3 separate regions of the Homo sapiens genome follow, and all the other regions are linked to region 1. A link is a contact called in ENCODE Hi-C data. All regions are on one chromosome and are shown on one strand. The core of a region is the stretch at or near the end of the contact, and the rest is flanking DNA. Distances in the headings are between cores, read along the strand shown. Region 1 holds the start of PRDM10-DT (PRDM10 divergent transcript). Region 2 holds the start of CDON (cell adhesion associated, oncogene regulated). Region 3 holds the start of RPUSD4 (RNA pseudouridine synthase D4).

What was found. Hi-C counts contacts between places; a loop is a spot of excess contacts on that map. Pooled maps may share reads with other maps.
Region 2: a loop to region 1 is called in a map of CD8-positive, alpha-beta T cell, with 13 times the contacts of the local background. The contact joins the promoter of CDON here to the promoter of PRDM10-DT in region 1. A Hi-C loop is called at or near these places in 4 of 168 maps with a recorded cell type or tissue (CD4-positive, alpha-beta memory T cell, CD8-positive, alpha-beta T cell and naive thymus-derived CD4-positive, alpha-beta T cell), 2 of 37 single-sample maps with no recorded cell type and 15 of 50 pooled maps.
Region 3: a pooled map shows a loop between it and region 1 (34-fold over the local background). The contact joins the promoter of RPUSD4 here to the promoter of PRDM10-DT in region 1. A Hi-C loop is called at or near these places in 2 of 37 single-sample maps with no recorded cell type and 9 of 50 pooled maps.

The regions. Positions count from the first base shown.
Region 1 is chr11:130,001,156-130,004,519 of GRCh38, reverse strand. It overlaps PRDM10-DT (PRDM10 divergent transcript), which reads right to left and starts at 1,896. Exons shown (of 1, transcript NR_024233.1): 1 at 1-1,896. It overlaps PRDM10 (PR/SET domain 10), which reads left to right and starts at 1,685. Exons shown (of 21, transcript NM_199437.2): 1 at 1,685-1,798. RefSeq lists silencers at 962-1,351, 2,062-2,381, 2,392-2,441, 2,472-2,651 and an enhancer at 1,462-1,551.
Region 2 is chr11:126,061,011-126,064,374 of GRCh38, reverse strand. CDON (cell adhesion associated, oncogene regulated) reads left to right here and starts at 1,509. Exons shown (of 20, transcript NM_001378964.1): 1 at 1,509-1,796. RefSeq lists silencers at 922-1,011, 1,082-1,751.
Region 3 is chr11:126,210,041-126,213,404 of GRCh38, reverse strand. It overlaps RPUSD4 (RNA pseudouridine synthase D4), which reads left to right and starts at 1,755. Exons shown (of 7, transcript NM_032795.3): 1 at 1,755-1,955; 2 at 2,350-2,515. The coding sequence starts at 1,767. It overlaps FAM118B (family with sequence similarity 118 member B), which reads right to left and starts at 1,623. Exons shown (of 9, transcript NM_024556.4): 1 at 1,575-1,623. RefSeq lists an enhancer at 1,741-1,970.

The sequences.
Region 1 (3,364 bases), core at 647-3,146:
TCCACCCGCCTCGGCCTCCCAAAATTCTGGGATTACAGGCGTGAGCCACCGCACCCTGTCACGAAGTTTAAAAAAAAAAAAAAGCTCTCTTTTCTTTCCACGTTGTTTCCAGCTATTTAAAGAAACAAAATGGTAGACTAGACGCAGTGGCTCACATCTGTAATCCCAGCAATTTGGAAGGCCAAGGCGGGAGAATCACTTGACGTTAGAGTTTGAGACCAGCCTGGCCAACATGGGGAAACCCCATCTCTACTGAAAATACAAAAATTAGCCGGGCGTGGTGGTGCATGCCTGTAATCTCAGCTACTAGAGAGGCTGAGGCAGGAGAATCGCTTGAACCCGGGAGGCAGAGGTTGCAATGAGCCCAGATCTCACCACTGCACTCCAGCCTGGGCAACAGAGCGAGACTCCGTATCAAAAAACAAAACAACAAAACAAAACAAAAAACAGTAAAGAGAATACTATTGAGTTAATTTTACAGTTTTTCACGCTGTGGGTGTTTTCTATTCTCGTCTTTTGCTTAGCTGTCCTGTCTCCCTCTTTTTCTCAGGCAATAGTTTAGGATTTTTGTAAGTTATATTGTCAGTACTTCTCATTTAAGTTCCAGACAGTGTGCTAAGCAAAGCACTTTACTCGGTAAAGTAAGAGCTCACTTAATCTTCAAAATAACGTAGCAAGGTAGATATCACGAACATAGCAAGGTAGATATCACCGAAGGGAAAACCGCTCCCCGAAGGTCCGAAGGTCCAAGGTCTCTCTGCCATCTAGCTGCCCTGCGTATTGCCTGCCAGTGGGTAGTTGGAGCTGGGTATCTCTCCAAAGCTGGGCTCTTGGCTGCCCTTTGTGAAGGCAATTTTAAGGGACAGCAGGATGTGGAAGCCTGCGGTTAAGGAGTGAGCTGAGTCACTGGGTAACCAGTGTTGAATAATGTTTCTCAATGTCTGAAATGACACTCACTTCCTTTCCAGATTGGTAGAGGAGAAAAAAGAGGCGCAGTGAAAGCGCTCTCAAGGTGCGGTGGGTCAGGGTGATAGGCGGCGCCCGGCCGCTCCCTGGGGGTCCTGAGGGCGAGACCCCGGCAGGCTCCCGACTCCGGGAGCCGGGCGGGAGTTCGGTTTTCGCCGGCGCTCCACGGCCAGGCCACTTCGGAGGCAATCTGTGGCGGGGCGGGCGGACGCGAGGGCCGCCTCACCCCCGCGCGTCTTCCGGGACACCGGGCCCTCGGGCGCGCGGGAGGCGGGCTTAGCACGGGCGCAGGCTGCCCTCGGCGCCCGAGACACCCAGGCACAGCTGGAAGCTTCCTCCCCGTTAGCACGCGGGCCGCAGCGGGGGCTTGACCCCAATGCGAAGAGTCGGGTTTTCTGATTGGCTGAGAGTAGAAACGCAGGCGAGCGCCGCCTGAGACCCGCTCTGCGATTGGGTTTTACACGAACAGCAGAGCACGAAATAAAGAGGCCTTCAGTCATTGGGCCATTATGTGAATCTCCTTTTGGCTTCTCTGCAGACTGAATAAGCGTCTCAGGATCTTCGTCATGACTCCTAAATCTGGGCCTGTCAGTTCGCCCCAGCGTTTCTCGTCTCTAGGCACGGCATGGGGCTTACAGAGTTTAACCAATCATATAACGTCGAGATCAGGTTGCCAGGCAGATTATGCTAATAAGACCCCGCCTTTTATGCTGCTCCCACTCTGCGGCGGGAAGAACCACCTGGAGGTGGCGGGGGGGGTTGATTTCTATCACCCCTAGGGAGAGAGGATCGGGGACCCGCTGATCTTCCAGCTCCCCTCACCCAACGTCGTGTAAGTACCTAAAGGATTAAGGGAACCAGATAAGCCAGGGTCCAGACTACCCCATAGACTGGGAGGGTGTTTCGTCTTTGCTTAGTCCCACCCAAAATGGCGCCCAGCTCTTTCCGCGTCTCAGAGCCCGGCCGGGGCCAACCGACCGCGGACCCGGGTGGGGGGGGAATTGATGGTGGTGGTGGGGGGGAGAAATCCCGGCGGCACCGCCCGATGGTACAGTCCAGCCGGGGCTGGGACGAGGCACCTCACTCGGGGTGGGGGGTCAAACCATCTGCACCTTCCAAGGGGAAGAGGGCAAGGCCCCCTCCAGCAGGCCCTCCTGGCGCCGCGTTCAGCGCCGGCCTCGGCGTCTCGTCGCCCCTGCCTTCGCCGCGCGCAGCCTCCCCCTGCGACCCCCGAGTGGCTCGCACGCTCCGCCGGCCGCGCGCACCTCTCCTCCCCTGCCCGCGTTGGTTGGGCCGGGACGGCGGTTGGGCGGCCTGCGCGCTCCGGCGGCGGCGGTTGCGCGGGCGCTCCGGGCGCGGCGGGCAGGTCTCCGCCGGCCGGGAGCCGAGCACCGGGGGCTGGGGGCCGGGCGCCGGGCTGGGGGTGGCAGTGCGGGCAGGGCTCCGGGGCTGGCCGGTTGCGGGCGCGTGGGGCGGAGGGTCCTGTTCGATGGGGCGCCCAGCTTTGTCTGCGGAGGCCGCGCCGCCCACTTGCCATCGATGGCTGGGCCCCCGGCCTGCCTTCCCAAGCTAGCGTCCGGGACCGGGGCGGGGGGCCGGCCCGCAGGGGTGTGGGGTGGCCCCTGCGGGTCTGTCCCGTGGCACCGCGTCGGGGCTGGCCGGGCGGAGGCGGAGGCCGAGGCCGGGGTCGCGGCCCTGCCCCAGTCCGCCTGCACCCAGGGTGCAGCGCAGAGGCAGGGCGAGGCCGGTCGGCGCTCGGGAGAGGGCTGATGGTGTGCACCTCTCCAGCCCCTCGCCAGCTTTTGTTAAGCAGGTTTAACCCTGCAGCTAGGTGTTGATACTCTACTAAGTAAAATGGAATATTCCCCGTCTGCCCTCCAGCCACGCGAACGCAGCGCTGTTGAATTTGTGTGCGCGCCTTTAGCCTTGCTTGGTGGATGAGTTGGATTTTAGTGCATTTTCAATCAATGTGCGTGTACACTTAAGCACAAGGAGAGGTGGCTTTGTGCTGTCATCGAGGATTAGATGTGTGATGAGACCCACCCAGCTCTGCCCTGTGCCCTAATTCTGCTGCTTTGCCTGTTGAAACCTTGCCTGTCTCGTCACCCCAAATTCTCTAAACTTAGCAGTACTTAACCTTTATTAAAAACAGCAGAATCACTCATGACTGTTTTGTGGCCTCTTTTTCTGACCTGTTCTCTTTGTTTCTATCACTCCTCCATCGCTGTAAGGCAAGAAGGTGTATTATTACATTGTATTTTTTTTGTATCTTCCTACCATTCCAGCATCACAATAGCTTCCACTTTGATGAGCAGTACTTATTTGTTGTTCTAGAATAGAGAAAACAAGATTTTTTTTTAAAATTAGGATTGGTTGGGGGCAAAGCAGCGTTTAAACA
Region 2 (3,364 bases), core at 260-2,759, 3.9 Mb after region 1:
TGGCCAACATGGCAAAACCCCGTTTCTACTGAAAATACAAAAATTAGCCGGGTGTGGTGGCACGTGCTGTAATCCCAGCTACTTGGGAGGCTGAGGCAGGAGAATCGCTTGCACTCGGGAGGCGGAGGTTGCAGTGAGCCAAGATCGCACCATTGCACTCCAGCCTGGGCAACAAGAGCACCCCAGCCTGGGCGACAGAGTGAGACTCCGTCTTAAGAAAAAAAATTGTGTTTTTTTTTTCCGTCCTGTACTGACTTTCTTTCCAGGGGCTTTACAAAAACCCTGAATCTAGCTAATGCAGAAAGCTAACCTGCTTGAACAATACCACACTTTCAAAGCATTTCTTTTTAAAATTCACGTAAGAAGGTAAGGGAGGACTGGCATATTTCTCCTGAAGTTCAGTACTGAGTATTTATAAACTTAACTATTATTAGGGATCCTTTTGTAGTTAAGCTAATAGTAAGTAATGATGATGGGGAAAAAAAAGAGCTAACTGCTAATAATAACAATTTATAAAGAAGTTACAGTCCTTGAATGCCCACTGAGTGGCAGGTGCTTTTCACAAAGTATCGTATTTACGCTTCACAGCAACATTTTGAATAGAAATTTATTTTTCCTTTTTCTGTTTGAACAACTGAAGTTCATTGAGTTCAGATAACTTGGGGCAGGTCCAACGGACGAGTTGGAAAGACTCTGGGGCCAAAGGCTCACACCACGCCTCTCCTAGCCCCTGAGTTTTGCTACCTGCTTGCGTTTATGTGCAGGCAGGGCGGGTGGGTGGTGGTGGGGGAATCAGATGAAGCTGCCTAAGGAATTAAACATGGAAAGTGGTGGAAAGGCGAAGGAGGTATAAGCGGTGGGCCGCTGGAACCCTAAGAGAGACCAGGCAAGAACCGGGAGAAGGGATGCACCCGTTGGCGGCTCAGAGAACTTAGGTAGAGGCGAGGGGCGGGGCGGGGCGAGGGGCGGGGCCTGAACGAGGCTAGGGCGGGGCCCGAACGAGGCTAGGGCGGGGCCCGAACGAGGCTAGGGCGGGGCCTCGGGGGACAGAGTCGACCATTTGGAGACCTGCCAGAAGAGCCGTCTCTCCAAGGGAATGAAAGGTGAGGGGAGCGTGAGTGCAGGCATGATGGGAATCTCCGTGACTTGGTAAGGCAACTCACCCTTACCTGTCCTACACCCAAGAAAAGCCTCTTCTATGCTCCCCTGGGGTATCTCTCTTGCAGAGTAGGCAGGTCAATGACGAGGAGAGGGTCCTGCCCAGAGCGTGCCCCCCTCCGTCACTTGGTACGGCCCGTGCCCCCGCCGCTGATCTGGCAGGCTGCGCGCGCACACTCCGGCCGGGTGCGGGCCGGCGGGGCACAGCGGCCTCTACGGCCCGCCTCCGTCAGTCATTCCCCGGTCCCTCCTCCCGCTGCTCGCGTGCTCCGGGCCGGCCCAGCACCCTCCGAGTTACGTGCCCGCGCTCCCCGGCGGGGAGGAGCGCAGCCGCGGGGGCGCGCCCCGGTGACTCCGCCCCTCAGCTCCCCTCCCCTGAGCCCGGGAGCCCGGCTCGCGCGGCTAGGTGCGAGGAGACCCGGGACCCCACGCCCGCCCGCCCTGCCCAGCGCCCCAGCCCCGGCGTGCGAGGCGCCGCTCCCTCCTCTGCCCTGCGCGGTGCATGGAGGGGCCCGTTCGGATCGCAGCCGCCGCCACCGTAGCCGCCGCCGCGCGCGCGCGGGGGGATGACCTGGGGGTGGCTTTCCGAGCCGGCTGCAGCGCAGGAGGTCTGGAGGCTTAGCCAGCCCCGCGGAGAGGTGCGGGGGTGGGGGTCCCGCCGCAGGGTCGGAGGGAGGGGTGGCGCGCGGGCACTGGGCTTGGGGGGCCTTGGCTTAGGGGACGGGAGGTCCCGGGGACGGGCGGGCCGGCGTTCCCTGGAGGGCGTGGGGGTGCAGGGCTGCGTGCGGGGTCTGGATGCTGATGCTTGCCCGGCGGGGAGCCCCGGCGTTCCGCGTCCTCGGGGGCTCGGAGGCACCTCGCGGGAGGAGGCGGGGTGAGGTGTCAGTGACACGACGAAACCTCTTCTTGACGATGGTCCTCGGGGGCAGGTGAGATGCCGCAGAGCGGGGAGCTAGGGCGCCCGCGCGTTTTCCCAAGGGAGCCGGGTCCCTGGCCTCTCTCAATCTCCATCCCTGCAGAGCGCCCGCGAGAGACAGTGATTTATGTGTAGGGAGAAGCAAGAGAAATTTCCTGCACAATGTATCTTTCTCTGCCTTCACAAGACTCACTGACTTCCCAGCCCCAGGGAGTGTATTTTTCCTTCTCCTCTGTAAAGCTTTCTGTGGATTGCATTATCATTTGCTAAATACATTACAGCTCGCTATTTATTTCAGTCGGCAGCTTCCAGACCTTTGTTGCTTTCTCTCCACATCTAGGAATTTCAGCAATAAATCACTGAGGGGGATAGATAGACTCTCTTGCCCTTCCCTTCATTGTTCTCCCTAACCCCACCAAATCAGGTGGAAGGCTCTCCAAAAGGAGCTGTTTCCAGAATGCCTGCCCTTCCTCATCAGGACGACAGAGGGTGGCAGGTGCTTTAAGGGCAGACTGCTTTCCAGTGGGAATCCAGAATTTAGAGAACCTCATCAACAGAAAGTCAGCCTTTGTGTCCCAAACCAGACACCTTGAAAAACAGGAGGTTGGACTAAAAGCTCACATGAGATTTATTTTCAGGCCTATGCCAGTAAAGATGAAAGACGCCAAGTCAGTGAATTCTGATTCCTTTCGGCGCTGATAACATAACCCTCAAATTCCCAACTGACACTTGGCATACCTAGTGGACAGTGTCTCCAAGGAGAGGAAGGTGGGGAGGGTGTTAGAAAATGAAATGAGTTTATTGTCAGCATAATTCTAAACATTCTATGACATTTTGTAGTTCTCCCCCACCCTCAGTCTATTTTTAGCTGAAAATTTGGGGATAGTTCAACTTTTAAGATAAGATGAAAGAAAACCTTCAAAAAATTTTCTGGAAATTTTAAATTAGTGCTTAACTAGAAAGCATTCTTTGGAACCCGAGAAGCACCAAATACTGCAGTCTCTGTTATGCACATGTTGGAATGAACTGCCTCATACTTGAAGTTATATGAGAAGGATGGAGAAAACCTGTTTCATTTTGTAAAGACGTGCCCTGGGTGTGTGTTTGGCAGTGTGTAGAACAGAAACATTTATATTTCTATTAAGAAACACACAAATGTATACTGTTTAACTTTCATGCAAAAACTTCCCAGTGTTTGGGAAATCTGTCTTTGTTTGAATAGTTTAGTCAGCCAGGAGAATCAGTTACTAGAGGTACTGTGCTGTTGTTTGTGTAATAACTCACTTGGGA
Region 3 (3,364 bases), core at 506-3,005, 3.8 Mb after region 1:
GAAACAGATGTTTCCCAATCTCCCTTGGAAATCTTTGCATTTGTATCTGGATCTGCATTTACACCTGCCTTATAAGAGAAACGTACACAAGCCTTGCTTCTTTCCCACTTTACAAATACATCTTCCTCTACCTTCATTCTTCAGGCCAAACATTGACAGAAATAAGACAATTCAAAATGTTCAGACACACCTAGCATACATTTATGATGCACTTCAGCCATCTAACAGATATCGAGTTTACTATGTGCCAGGTGAGTGGATTAAAAAAAAAAATTCTTCCAGGGACTCACAGATCAACAGCAGCTGCCAAGAGTACGCCTTGACCTGCATAACTCAATTAATTCAAACTCAAAGGAGTTACAGTGTAGGGGGAAAAGACCAGACCTCATCACTGACCACCTAGATTGTAACTAGTTTTCCTACTATCAAACCCTTTCCTTCCCCACTATCAAACCCTTTCCTTCCCCATCTGTCCTGCATTCAACTGCCAGATTCATTTCCAGAATTCCACTTTCAAGGAGTCTCTCTGCCCTACTCGAAAAGCTTCAAAGACTCCTCACTACGTATCACCTCTAGTTCAAACTCTTCAACTTGAGTCTTCTATGAGTAGCTCCACCTGATCAACTTTGTTTCTTGTTGGTACGGCTCCCTTCTGCCAAACCCTTTAGGAGGTGTAGAACCCAAATCTAATTCAACTACCTATTCTCTAATAACTCCTCAGGCAGCCTTCATTCCAAGCAGTCTTAAAAAATTGTTCCTTCTATCGTCACAGATCCATTAGTTTTCAGGACATTCTTTCTGAACTCAGCATAAGCTTTCCTCTTAACAAATGGCAGGTATATCCCAAGTTATTTTTAACACTACCATCCCAAACAGATGTTTATCTTCCCAGCCACCCCTGAGTGAAATCAGAGGGAGTCGCCTGCAGTTCGGGCAAGGGAATCCCAACATCGCATCTCGTGAGAGGAGGTATGGTGTGGTTGCAAACTATGGAGAGGAAAAATAAAGGAAACAGGAAAAGTGAAGGTCTGTGCTCCGTTCTTTCAGCTTTTTCTTTAGGAGGAGTAGGGAAGGTAGGGAGGAGACCCCCAAGAAATGAATTCTTGAGGAAGGGCAGAAAAAACACTCACAGTGCTTCCTAAGTAGGAAATAGGTGCTGGGGGCCCTGGATAAGGGAAGGGGCCGTCATCCTTAGGAGAAGGGTACAGGTTACAACGCGAAACAAAGAGGCTGGGAGTTGGAAGATGAAGGGTGGAGAGACTACAGAGATCCGGGCATCCGATCAAGAGGGTCCCCGACGCGTCCCGCAGGGGACTGGCGGATCACCGGAGATTCAGTGGCTAAGAGGGACGGCGTCGGTGCCTAGGAGGGCTCTGGGGCGAGCGTTTATGGGACATCGCTCCTAAGGGGGCGCGGGGGCGGGGAGGAGTTTTTGAGTGGGATCGTGTACCAAAAGGAGAAACGTTTCTCAGACCAGTGCTCTTCTTGAACGGAAATCCCGGGGACGCAGAAAACGTTAAACCGTTGAGGCACCGGCATTTCCCAGCCCCAGCCCGGCTTCCCTACACACTCACCGAGTCTCCTCCAAACGCCACTGCTCCAGCTGCAGCTACCGGCCGGCGCAGCCGCACTGAGCGCGCACCGTCCCCACGTGACTCGCCCAGGCCCCACCCCGCACCACGTGACCTGCAGGGCCCACCCACTCCCGCCTCATTGTAGTCGCCCTTCTCCACGTGGTCTTGGCTCGCCCCGCCCTTCCTTGTAAGATGGCGGCGCCCAGGTGGAGCGCGTCGGGCCCCTGGATCCGGGGAAACGGCCAAGGTTGCGGGAGTCTCTTCACTCTCGTCTCAAAGCCATTTTGTGCCGCTGCCGCTGCCTCTACGGCCATAAATGCCCAGAGATTAGCGGAGAAGCTCCGAGCCCAGAAACGGGAACAAGACACAAAGAAGGAGCCGGTGAGTCCAAAGGGACCAGAACTCCCTAGAGGCAGTGCGCTCATTGGTTTCCCAGACGGGGAGTAGGTAGGAGGGTCCTCTGAGTGAAAGCGTGTGAGTCAATAGCCCGGACGCAAGGTGGGAGAATGGGGAGAAGGCGGAGGGGAGGGGTCAGTAAGGGTACGGTGTTTTCCCGTGAGCTGGATCTTTGGCTACTGTCAGGCTCAGTCCTAACCACTGCGTCGGTACGCAGGTTAGACAGATGGGTATCTCTGCTCTCAAATTAGTCGAAGGCGGCGCGGGTCTGATGCAAAGATAGTCATTCCCTACTCAGATTCTCACCCAGACCTTTATGGAAGGTCTTCTCCACGGCTTCCGCACCAGGCATTCCCCACGGCTCCTTCTTTCTCCCTAGGTGTCCACAAACGCTGTTCAGCGGAGAGTGCAAGAAATAGTGCGGTTCACACGGCAGCTGCAGCGAGTCCACCCCAACGTGCTTGCTAAGGCACTGACCCGAGGAATTCTCCACCAGGACAAGAACCTTGTGGTCATCAATAAGCCCTACGGTCTCCCTGTGCATGGTAAGGACCACGCGGGAAAGGTGGAGGAACCTGCAGCTGCTTTCTGCTACAACCGAGGAAAACTGAGACGTTACTTGTGGTGCACTCTAAAGCCTTGCATTCAAATTAATTAAACTTTTGTAAACTACCGTCCAATATAAGGAACCACCGAGAACACAGAAATAAATAAATAAGACAGTCCTCCCTTTCTAAACATCTGACAGTAAGCAATTCGTAGAATACGCTGTGTGCAGACTACAGGGATCGCTGTAGAGATATACAAAGGCTGTGTGGTTCTAGACTAAAGGTTATCTTCCATCAGAACTGGGAATGAGAAAATGATACATAAGAAAAAAGGGGGTGTGTGTGTGTGTGTGTGTGTGTGTGTGTATGTATGTTGGAGTATATGTAACATACAACCCCAGAGTGACTGGAATTTAGTGGACCTTCAAATGTCTTTCAACAGATGTTGCATGTAGTTGTCAGGGACAGCTGAAGTGAATCAGGAAAGATTGATTTAAAAAATGCATTTGTGAAAGAGGGAAAAGGCCCATTTTAGCTAGAAGAAGGTAATGCTTTTTGGGGAGATACGGAGATAGTTGTTCACAAAGACAAGGAATTAAATCACATCACCAAGTGTTTGTATAATTTTTTTCTCTCTTTATTTTCGCAACAGTTTTTTGCCTTTCCATTCCCCAATGAAGTTGTTTTCCAGATATTTACATTTTATAACGAGAAAGCAAAGTTGGAAAGAGAAGTAATGTGTCCAAGGTCAAAAAAATGGCTAGTAAGAAGAGTAGAGTAGAACCCCAGGAATGTCTAACCCCGAAGTCTATCCTCCTAATCACTCTTATTTAATGCTTCTCGAAG